Linked DNA regions of Homo sapiens: region 2 is linked to region 1. The links are chromatin loops, found by intact Hi-C in ENCODE. Cell type or tissue: natural killer cell. All regions are shown on one strand. Each heading gives the region's core, and the rest is flanking DNA. Links, peaks and the distances in the headings are about the cores only.

Evidence for each region. A loop is a pair of places that touch in the nucleus more often than their neighbours do. Peaks named below come from ENCODE experiments on the same cell type or tissue, not always from the same donor. Only the 100,000 strongest peaks of a DNase experiment are listed, where the experiment ranks them.
Region 2: it touches region 1 in a loop (11-fold over the local background); 13 of 110 quality-filtered maps call a loop at or near these places.

Annotation. Positions count from the first base shown.
Region 1 is chr11:44,284,679-44,289,061 of GRCh38, forward strand. The region is part of intron 1 of ALX4 (ALX homeobox 4); the gene reads right to left. Among named protein-coding and RNA genes, the nearest start is that of ALX4, 23 kb to the right of the region's middle. RefSeq lists enhancers at 928-1,901, 1,902-2,874. In natural killer cell, for the core only: CTCF peaks have their summits at 1,811 (motif pointing right) and 2,012; a DNase peak (open chromatin) is centred at 1,813.
Region 2 is chr11:44,909,596-44,913,978 of GRCh38, forward strand. It overlaps TSPAN18 (tetraspanin 18), which reads left to right. Exons shown (of 10, transcript NM_130783.5): 5 at 110-304. Among named protein-coding and RNA genes, the nearest start is that of TP53I11, 39 kb to the right of the region's middle. RefSeq lists an enhancer at 1,412-2,268. In natural killer cell, for the core only: CTCF peaks have their summits at 1,923 (motif pointing left) and 2,122; a DNase peak (open chromatin) is centred at 1,916; H3K27me3 peaks cover 178 bases.

The DNA.
Region 1 (4,383 bases), core at 246-4,245:
GCTCTGCAGCGCACTGCACGAGTATCTTCAGGCTTCCGCACTCCTGCGGGCACCCTTCCTTCTACCTAGCATGTCTCTCTGCCTCTCCTGTCTGTGGCTAACTACTACTTTCACCTGGATAGCTTTCTCTGTAACTTTTGTGACTTTTCTTTCGCATTACAAATGTAATCTATGTTCTATATGGAAGATTAAAAAAAAATCAAGACAGACCAAAAGAAAATCACTCACACACATACACATACACACACACACACAAACACACACAGAGAAAACATTACTTTGTAAACTTTTGTGTTTTTTTTTGAGATGGAGTCTCGCTGTTGTCGCCCAGGCTGGAGTGCAGTGGTGCACTCTTGGCTCAGTGCAACCTCCGCCTCCCCGGTTCAAGCTATTCTCCTGCCGCAGCCTCCTGAGTAGCTGGGATTACAGGCACCCAGCACCACGCCCGGCTAATTTTTGTACTCTTAGTAGAGACAGGGTTTCGCCATGTTGGCCAGGCTGGTCTCGAACTCCTGACCTCAGATGATCTGCCTTCCTGGGCCTCCCAAAGTGCTGGGATTACAGGCGTGAGCCACCGTGCCCAGCCTATAAACATTTTAGTAAAATCTAACCATATTCCGTACCCCTTTCCATGCTGTTCTATATTCTTCTACCACACCATCCTTAATGGTTACGTAGCGAGAACAATCACTATTTTATTTAATCCATCCTTTTCTGTTGGGCTCACAGGTTTCTACTTGTTTGAAATCATAGCAGGTCTGTGATTTAAATCTCTCAATACATGCATGGCGATTCCCTTAGGAGAAGCTCCAAGAACTAGAAATATGAAGTTCAATTATCCACATATCTGAGGGTCTCTGAGAAACACGGCCAAGTTGTCTTCCAGAAACATGTAATGTCCTCAGCTACCACGGTGTCCCCTCCCACTTCAGAGCCAATAATGGTCATTATAGTGTTTTTAAAATCTTTGCCAGCACGATGGATGAAAGTGAGATCTTGTCTTTCCTTTTTTTTTTTTTATTTTTTAACTATGGAACATTTTATTTTTTGTTTTCTTCTGCTGTGAATTCCCTCTCCTGGGCTTTCAAAGCTCAGCCAAGGGCCACCCTTCTTCCTCCAGGACCTCCCTTGCCTCTTAAACACTGAATCCCCTGCTTTACAGCACCGGCTCATGGGCCTGCTCCCTCCCTAGACTGTGAGCTGGTCAGAGTGGGCCTCCCAGATGTACTGCTGGGGCCTGGGCCTCGTGTGAGTAAGGGCTCAGGACACACCCCTGGAATTAATGCAAATGCCTGTGTGTGCCTGGGTTGAGGGAGACTCCTCTGGGCTCCTTCTGCCTCTGGTTTGGCTGGGGCAGCTCTGCAGGCACAGCTGAGGGTGGCCAGTGTGTCTGCAGGAAAAGGCCCCAGGCCCTGGAGCTGGGCTCCAGACACAGGAGGTCCTTGGTCCCCTGCACACACTGCTTGTGTCAGGAGGCTGCTGCATGGAGTCGGAAGAAGGGACCTTTCAGGATGAGGGGGGTCGAGGAAACCAGCCACAGCGCAGGGCAGGAAGGACCAAAGATGACCCCGGCAGCTCCCTGGCCCTGGACAAACCTCTTGCCTTCTGTTTGCTCAGCTCAACAACATTGCATGAATTCCTGCCAGGGAGGGGTATGAGAAGAGGAGATGGAGGGGCACAGCCCTGTGGGAAGCCAAGACTGAAGAGGAGTCCCCGGCCCTGGCTGCTTACCCAGAAGGCTAAGCATTCAGGTTCCAGGGCCCAACTCCCAGCAGGCCAAGATCAAGACTGCAGTTGTGCATGCTGGCCACCAGGAGGCACTGCAGTTCCAATAAAGTCACTGGACGGAAGGTGATGATCCTGGGGCCCCAGTGCCTAATGAGGTTTCTAGACGTTTGTTTGAAGACCCAGGTCCTAGCTGGGAGGATTTGCCACTCAAGCAGTAATTCAGCCCTACTACGCGTCTGCCACCATTCCAGCACTACAAGGGACAAAGAGATGGATGGGGCGGGTCGCTGGCCTTCCTTGCAGGGGTCTTTCCTCCCCTAGTTCTGGGTATTTTCACATTCCTGCCTCATTCCAGTCTCCTCAGAATTCCCACACTGTGGCCCCAGCATCCTCATTGGACAGACGGTCAAAGTGAGGCGCCGAGAGAAGGGACCCACCAGTGTCACTAGTGACTGAGTGACAGACAGGCTGAGACCTGGGCTCTTTTTCATTCCTTAAGTGGCCTCCCTTTGGAGACCCATGGGGATTCCTTGGCCCTCCAGAGAGGGTGGCGCACAGTGGGTGCTCAGGAAACTGACTAACTTGCAAAAGCCTTTGCCTTGCAAAAGCTCCCTAGGACACCCCTGTCGTTTGGCCCAGCGGCTTTCCATGTGGCTGGCAGACTTGTTACCAGCTTCCCCGTGGGTTCTTCCCGAGGCAGGCATCCGCCGAGGCAGGGTCTGCCACCCCGTCCTCCACTGCTCCGCCCTCACACAGAAGCTCTCTCAGTTCTTCCTGCAATGGCAGGGGTGAGTGGGGAGGACTGTTTTTCTCTTAGTCTAGAGATGGAGTGGGCTTCCCAGAGTCCAGGAACGAAAAGGGATTAATGCTGGGCTCTCGCAAAAACAAAAAACAAACAAACAAACTAAACAAAACCAGGAACTGGGCTTTGTACTTTACAAAGTACTAGGGCATCTATTATGCCACCAGTAGGGTTCCAGCCTCTTTACAACCGCCAGGTTTCCATTTTATAGCCCCAGAAACTGAGGCCAGAGGGGGTAAATGCCTTGCTAAGAATCAATAACTGTTAAGAAGGTCCAGGGGTGGTGGTTCATGCCTGTAATCCCAACATTTTGGGAGGCCGAGGTGGGAGAGTCACTTGACCCCAGAGTTCCATCTAGCCTGGGTGACAGAGGCAGAGACCTGTCTCAAAAAAAAAAGAAAAGAAAAGAAAAGAAAACAAAAAACTGGTAAGAGGCAGAGCTGAGACTTGAATCTCATGCCTGGAGCATGCCTACTGGGCCCTCCTGGGGTGGATGCTGTGGGTGGGACTGGGACAGGCAGACAGGAGACAGGGTCAAGGAGGAAGGGAGGAAGTCACAGGAGAATGGCTGCTCTCAGCTGCCTCAAGAGATTGGCCCCCTTGCAACAACCTTCAAGGCTGCCCCTGATCAAACTGCTCTGCTGAAGATCAACTTCATTGACCATCTGGGACCTCAGATGTGGACCAGTGCCTTGTTTCAGGGCCTACACACACTGAAGTACTTAGAGGCAAAGAGGCATATGAGTCATATGTCTGCAACTTACTCTTTTTTTGTTTGTTTGTTTTTAGACAAAGTCTTGCTCTGTTGCCCAGGCTAGAGTGCAGTGGCACAATCTTGACTAACTGCAACCTCTGCCTCCCGGGTTCAAGTGATTCCCTATGTTGGCCAGGCTGGTCTCGAACTCCTGACCTCAGGTGATCCACCTTCCTCGACCTCCCAAAGTGCTGGGATTACAGGCATGAGCCACTGCGCCCAGCCTGCAACTTACTGTTAAATGATACAGCTGTATATCGTATGCATGTATATCAATACATACATAAACAGAGCATATGCACAGAGAGAGACACAGAGAGAGACCCAGAGAGATTGAAAATAATGCAAATATGGCAAAACATCACCATTTGGGGAGTCAGCATAAAAGGCATCTGGGAATTCTTTGTAGTCCACTTATAACTTTAAGTGTAATACTGTATCAAAATAAAAAGGTTTTTAAAAGAAAAGGTATGTGGACTAATGGAAAGAAGGCACCTTCCCTAGGAACCCCTCTTGTGAAGCTGGCATATGTAATCATTTGAACAGGACCTGGATGAGTTTACCTGGCAACCTCCCCGCCTTCCCCTCATCACCACCACCATTCATAATTCTACAAGGGGCCTTGTACGTTGCAATAAAAATCACAAGACAAATGCCAACTCTGGGAGCACACATTGCTCCCCAGCCCTCTGGAAGCCCTCACTCCCGTGGAAGCCACTGTGACCCAATTAGAACATGGGGCTCCTTTAAGCAGCTCTTCTGAGAGCTGTAGGAGACCAAGGTCAAGCTACTGTTGGAACTTAAAAGTTTAAAAAGTACTTTAATTTTTGAGTCTACTGTAATTTCAACTGTCCTACAGTTAGTCCAAATGAGTAAAGTTTCCTTGTATAAAAAAAAGAAATGGTGGAAAGAAAGAACCCTAAACTTTGTCCAGCCCTCAGCCCCCATGGCCCCTCTGCCAAGGCCTGGGTCCCCTCCATCCCCCAGCTTGTGTCTGGAATTTGTCTTTCCTGTTCTCTCCCCCACCCTGTGTCTTGCCTTACTGATTCATTCAGAGCTTCCCTTAGGAATCATGGCCTAGTGGAAGAGATGCATGAGG
Region 2 (4,383 bases), core at 226-4,225, 620 kb after region 1:
TGCTTGATGCCTCTGACCCTGGGGCTGGCTCAGGGGAGTGGTGGGTCAGAAGTGCCTAACCTCCCTTTCTGCCTGTTTCTCCTCCCAACTCCTCCACTGGCCCGAGCAGCTGGGCGGGGCCTGCCTGCTGGCCATCGGCATCTGGGTCATGGTGGACCCCACCGGCTTCCGGGAGATCGTGGCTGCCAATCCTCTGCTCCTCACGGGCGCCTACATCCTCCTGGCCATGGGGGGCCTGCTCTTTCTGCTCGGCTTCCTGGGCTGCTGCGGGGCCGTCCGTGAGAACAAGTGTCTGCTGCTATTTGTGAGTACCCCAGCCCCCACCCCATCCATGGGTGCTCTGAGGGGTGTCAGGGATTGGCTGCAGACTCCCAGGCCCTGCCTGGCTTCCATTCAGACCAGTGCTTCCCAAACTGGGGCGGGCTGTCAAAGCAGAAGGGATCATGGAGATGAGCACGTCTGACCCCACTCATTTGGTAGTCAATGGTCCTGAAACCCTGAGACATTCAGCAACTTGCCCAGAGTCCCATGGAGTTGGCAGCAGAGGGGATGATACAGACGCTAGGTCAGGGCCCCTGCAGTGCCTCAGGCTGCCTCTTCCCATGCCTTTGGGACCTGTTTTCTCCCTGGGGTAGCCCTTCCTCTCTCCCACTTCATTTTGCTGCTTTCCTGCAGTCAATCCAGGACCCTTGGCTTAACACACACCTAGTCTGTGTCCGCATGCCAGGAAACTCAGAATAAGGTTTGTGCCACATAGGTCCACCTCCAGGGGTGGGGCGGTCCCCAGCCTTTTCCATCTGCCTTGGTGGCCCCAGCTTCCAGAGCCTGCTTTTGCAGTGGGCCCGTGCCTGCAGTGGGTGAGCTGGCCCAGATGGCGGGGGCCTTGGCATCCAGGTCTGAACAACCAGGTTTCTCCAAGGCATGGTCAGCTGAGAGCACTGACATTGACCTTGATGTTTTTCCACTTGCTTGCTATTAAAAACTCTAATATATAACTCCTTAGTAACATCGCTAAGATGCCTAGTGGATGAGGCCTTCCCCTTGTAGATATGCAATTCTGAAACGGTATGATATGGCCTCTGAAGGTTTCTTATTCATCAAGTAAGTAGCCCTTGAACTCCTATCATGCGCATGTAGTTCACTGGGTGCTGAAGATATGTCGGGGACCAGGAGTGATGGTCCCTTCCCTCACAGACAGGCACAGGGGAGGCAGCCGAGCCGTGCGGATGAGCTGGGCAGTGGGCAGGCCTGGTTTGAGGGTACTCCCTGCTCCATCCCCTAAGGGTGTGCCTCCCATCTAGTTCCCCAACCTCCCAGAGCAGCCATGTCTTCTTGTTAAACGAGGGGGCCGACCAGCTCAGCTATAGATCACAGCCAAACCAGACAAGCAGTGGGTCTTCTCGTTCTCGAGTCTCCTGGATTCCCATGGGTGGTGGCGCTTGGGGCCTCCGCCTGCTTTCCTGTGCTGGGTGGATGGGTCTTCTCTAAGAGGTCCTGGACTTGGAGAACTTCTGGGCTGAGCCCAGTCCCGCTACAGGGTAAGTTAAAAACAGCCCTGTTTAGAGAAGCGTGGGTGTGTCTGGGTAAGCTTGCGGATGCTCCTCATGGGCGAATTCGTGGGCGGAGTTAAATGACAGGGAGAACTGGGCTGGTTGGCTGGGGGGCTCCCTTGCAAGGTTCTGTAGATAAGCCAGCACCAGCAGTGCTGGGAGGAGAGACCTGGCACCATACCTCCTCCCCAGACGAGAGCACACTGCACGGCCCCATTTGTGTCCCGGTGAGATGCTCCCCATCCAAAGGAAGTGAAGTCAGCTGCGAAATGAGTGACAAGGAGCCTTGGGCCTATTTGTCCTTCAACAGCGCAAACACTGCAGACTTCATTTGAAGAGAAACAAAGAAAAACTTTGAGCGCCCCCTGGTGGACAATTCTCTACAGCTTGTCACGGTGCTCGCAGAAGTCTTGGCTGGGGAGCCCGAGGGGACTTTAAAAGGAGCTTGGATATGGGTCCCAGAACAGACCCAGCCTCCCTTTCCCCCTCCTCACCTCGGCCCCCAGGGACTCATTCATTGTTAATGGGCTCGGCTCTGAAGCCAAGACAGGAAGCCAGGCTGGTGTTCTTGGCTGGGAGCAGGCTGGAGCGGCTCTAGTCTCCTCCAGTAAGTGGCTGCCTGCAAACCTGCCAGCCGCCCCAGGACGTCCTCCCTCCCGTGCTATGCGAGGCAGGACTGAGGCCCAGGGGTAGGAGATGTGTCCACGATCCTCCCGAGAGAGGTGATCCTGGCTGCCAGGCTGGGGGCCCTTCGACAAGGCCTGATGGCAGATCCTTCCCCTTCCCCTCCCCACCCCCGCCTCTCTCCCTTTGTCCCCCTTCTTTCTGCCTATCTCTGTGTAGCTCCCTTTCCTCTCTGCCTCTGTCCTCCCCATCTCTGTCCTTTTTTTTTTCGAGACAGGGTCTCAGTCTGTGGCCCAAGCTGGTGTGCAGCAGTGTGATCTCAGCTCACTGCAGCCTCAACCTCCTAGCCTCAAGTGATCCTCCCACCTCAGCCCCCCGAGTAGCTGGGAACACAGGCACGTACTGTCACGCCCAGCTAATTTTTGTATTTTTTGTAGAAACAGGGTTTTACCATGTTGCTCAGGCTGGTCTTGAACTCCTGGGCTCAAATGATCCACCGCCTCGGCCTCTCAGAGTGTTGGGATTCCAGGCGGGCACCACACACTTGGCCTTGTCTTTCTCTTGATCTCTGTTTTTATTCCTACGCCCTTTCCTTGTCCCTGTCCTGATCTCTCCCTCCCCGTTTCCCTGTCTCTCTCTCCACTTCCCCTGCTTGCCCTCCCCTCTCTAGGGCCCCGCCCACACAAGCCTGAGGTCACAGTGTGGGTCAGAGGCAAAGGACGCTTGGATCAAGGTCTTCTGGCTCCCAGACCAGGGCTATCCACAGGCTCTGGATAGCCTGGAATGGACTCCAAAATTTACCTAAAATTATATGCAAAATGTTATGTTATGTCAGGTCCTGTGTATGTGTATTGTGTATACATGGATTGTGTGCATACTCATGTGTATGGGTACAGTGTGTATGTGCACGTGTGTTGTATGTGCATGTATGTTGTGTTCTATCGTGTGTGTTTGTGTGTACATGTGTGCATTGCTTTGTGCATATGTACACGTGCATGGGTGTTGTATGTGCATGGGTGTTATGCATGCATGGGTGTTATACGTGCATGGGCGTTACATGTGCATGGGTGTCATGTGTGCGTGGGTGCACATATATATGCATGTGCACATGTGCCTGTGTGTGCACATGTGTGTTGTGTGTGCATGTGTGTTGTGTGCATGGGGGTTGGGGGGGTTCTGTGAGTGTTTCCAGAGAAAGGCACCAAAGTTTCTGGAAGGTTTTCAAAAAGGTTTATGCCCTAAAAAATAAGAAAAACCACTTCTCCCTTCCCGGCTGAACCTGGACCTAACTGTGTGGTGGTTCCAACCGAAGAGGGCATGGAGCCTCACCCCTGGCAGCTTCTGGGATCCTTCTAGAAGCCTTTCACTGCTTTCTCAGCCTGTCAGAAAGGAGAGAAGGCTTGTCTTGAGAGGGGCCAAAAGAGTGACTTTAGTCAGCCCAGGAAACCTGGCTCAAAGGTTCACAAAGCAAGGAGGCCTTGAGATGGGGCTGACTGTCCCCTTCCCTCTGCTCTGAGACTGAAGTCCTACAGGACCTGGGGACAATCAGTCTAATGACCAGACCACCTAATGATCAATTTATCTATCTAAAGGTCCATTTCCCAAATACTCGTGTTGATCAGTATTACAGCACTCACATGCAATAGGACAATTTCAGCCTCCTATTGAAAATTTGTGGCATCCCTTTTTCTCATTTGCTTACCTTTGAGTATTTCAAGGATTTTTTTAAGCCAACTTATTTAAAAATTCTAATTTTAAAAATATTTTATAATGAAGGCAAGCTCAACTGGAAAAAAGAACAGCAAAAAGAGATGAGTATATTCAAAAAAGATAAATGAGCTGAATTGTACATGCAGTATGTAAATTTGGTAAATATTTATTAGAAATGGGAACTGTGAGCAGACATTGCCTATAAGCAGATGGGTTAGAAAAGCCTGGAAATGTTCCCAACTAGACAACATAGCAGTTTCCTCCCCTTTGCTAATTTTTCCATCCTAAGGAAAGTGATGCAAATTAGAGGATCAGGAATGGCTGACAAAGGTGTCCTTAGGCAAATGGGATGCAAACCCTGGGAAAGGCCTTGATGAGGGGAAGCCCCAGGAATGGCTGGGTCCAGGGGAATTCCCCAAAGGACTTTAACACTGGTAAACTGTCTTAAGCAGGAGGACATTTTCATGCTGGAGAAGGGCGAGTTGGCAGAGGTGGCATT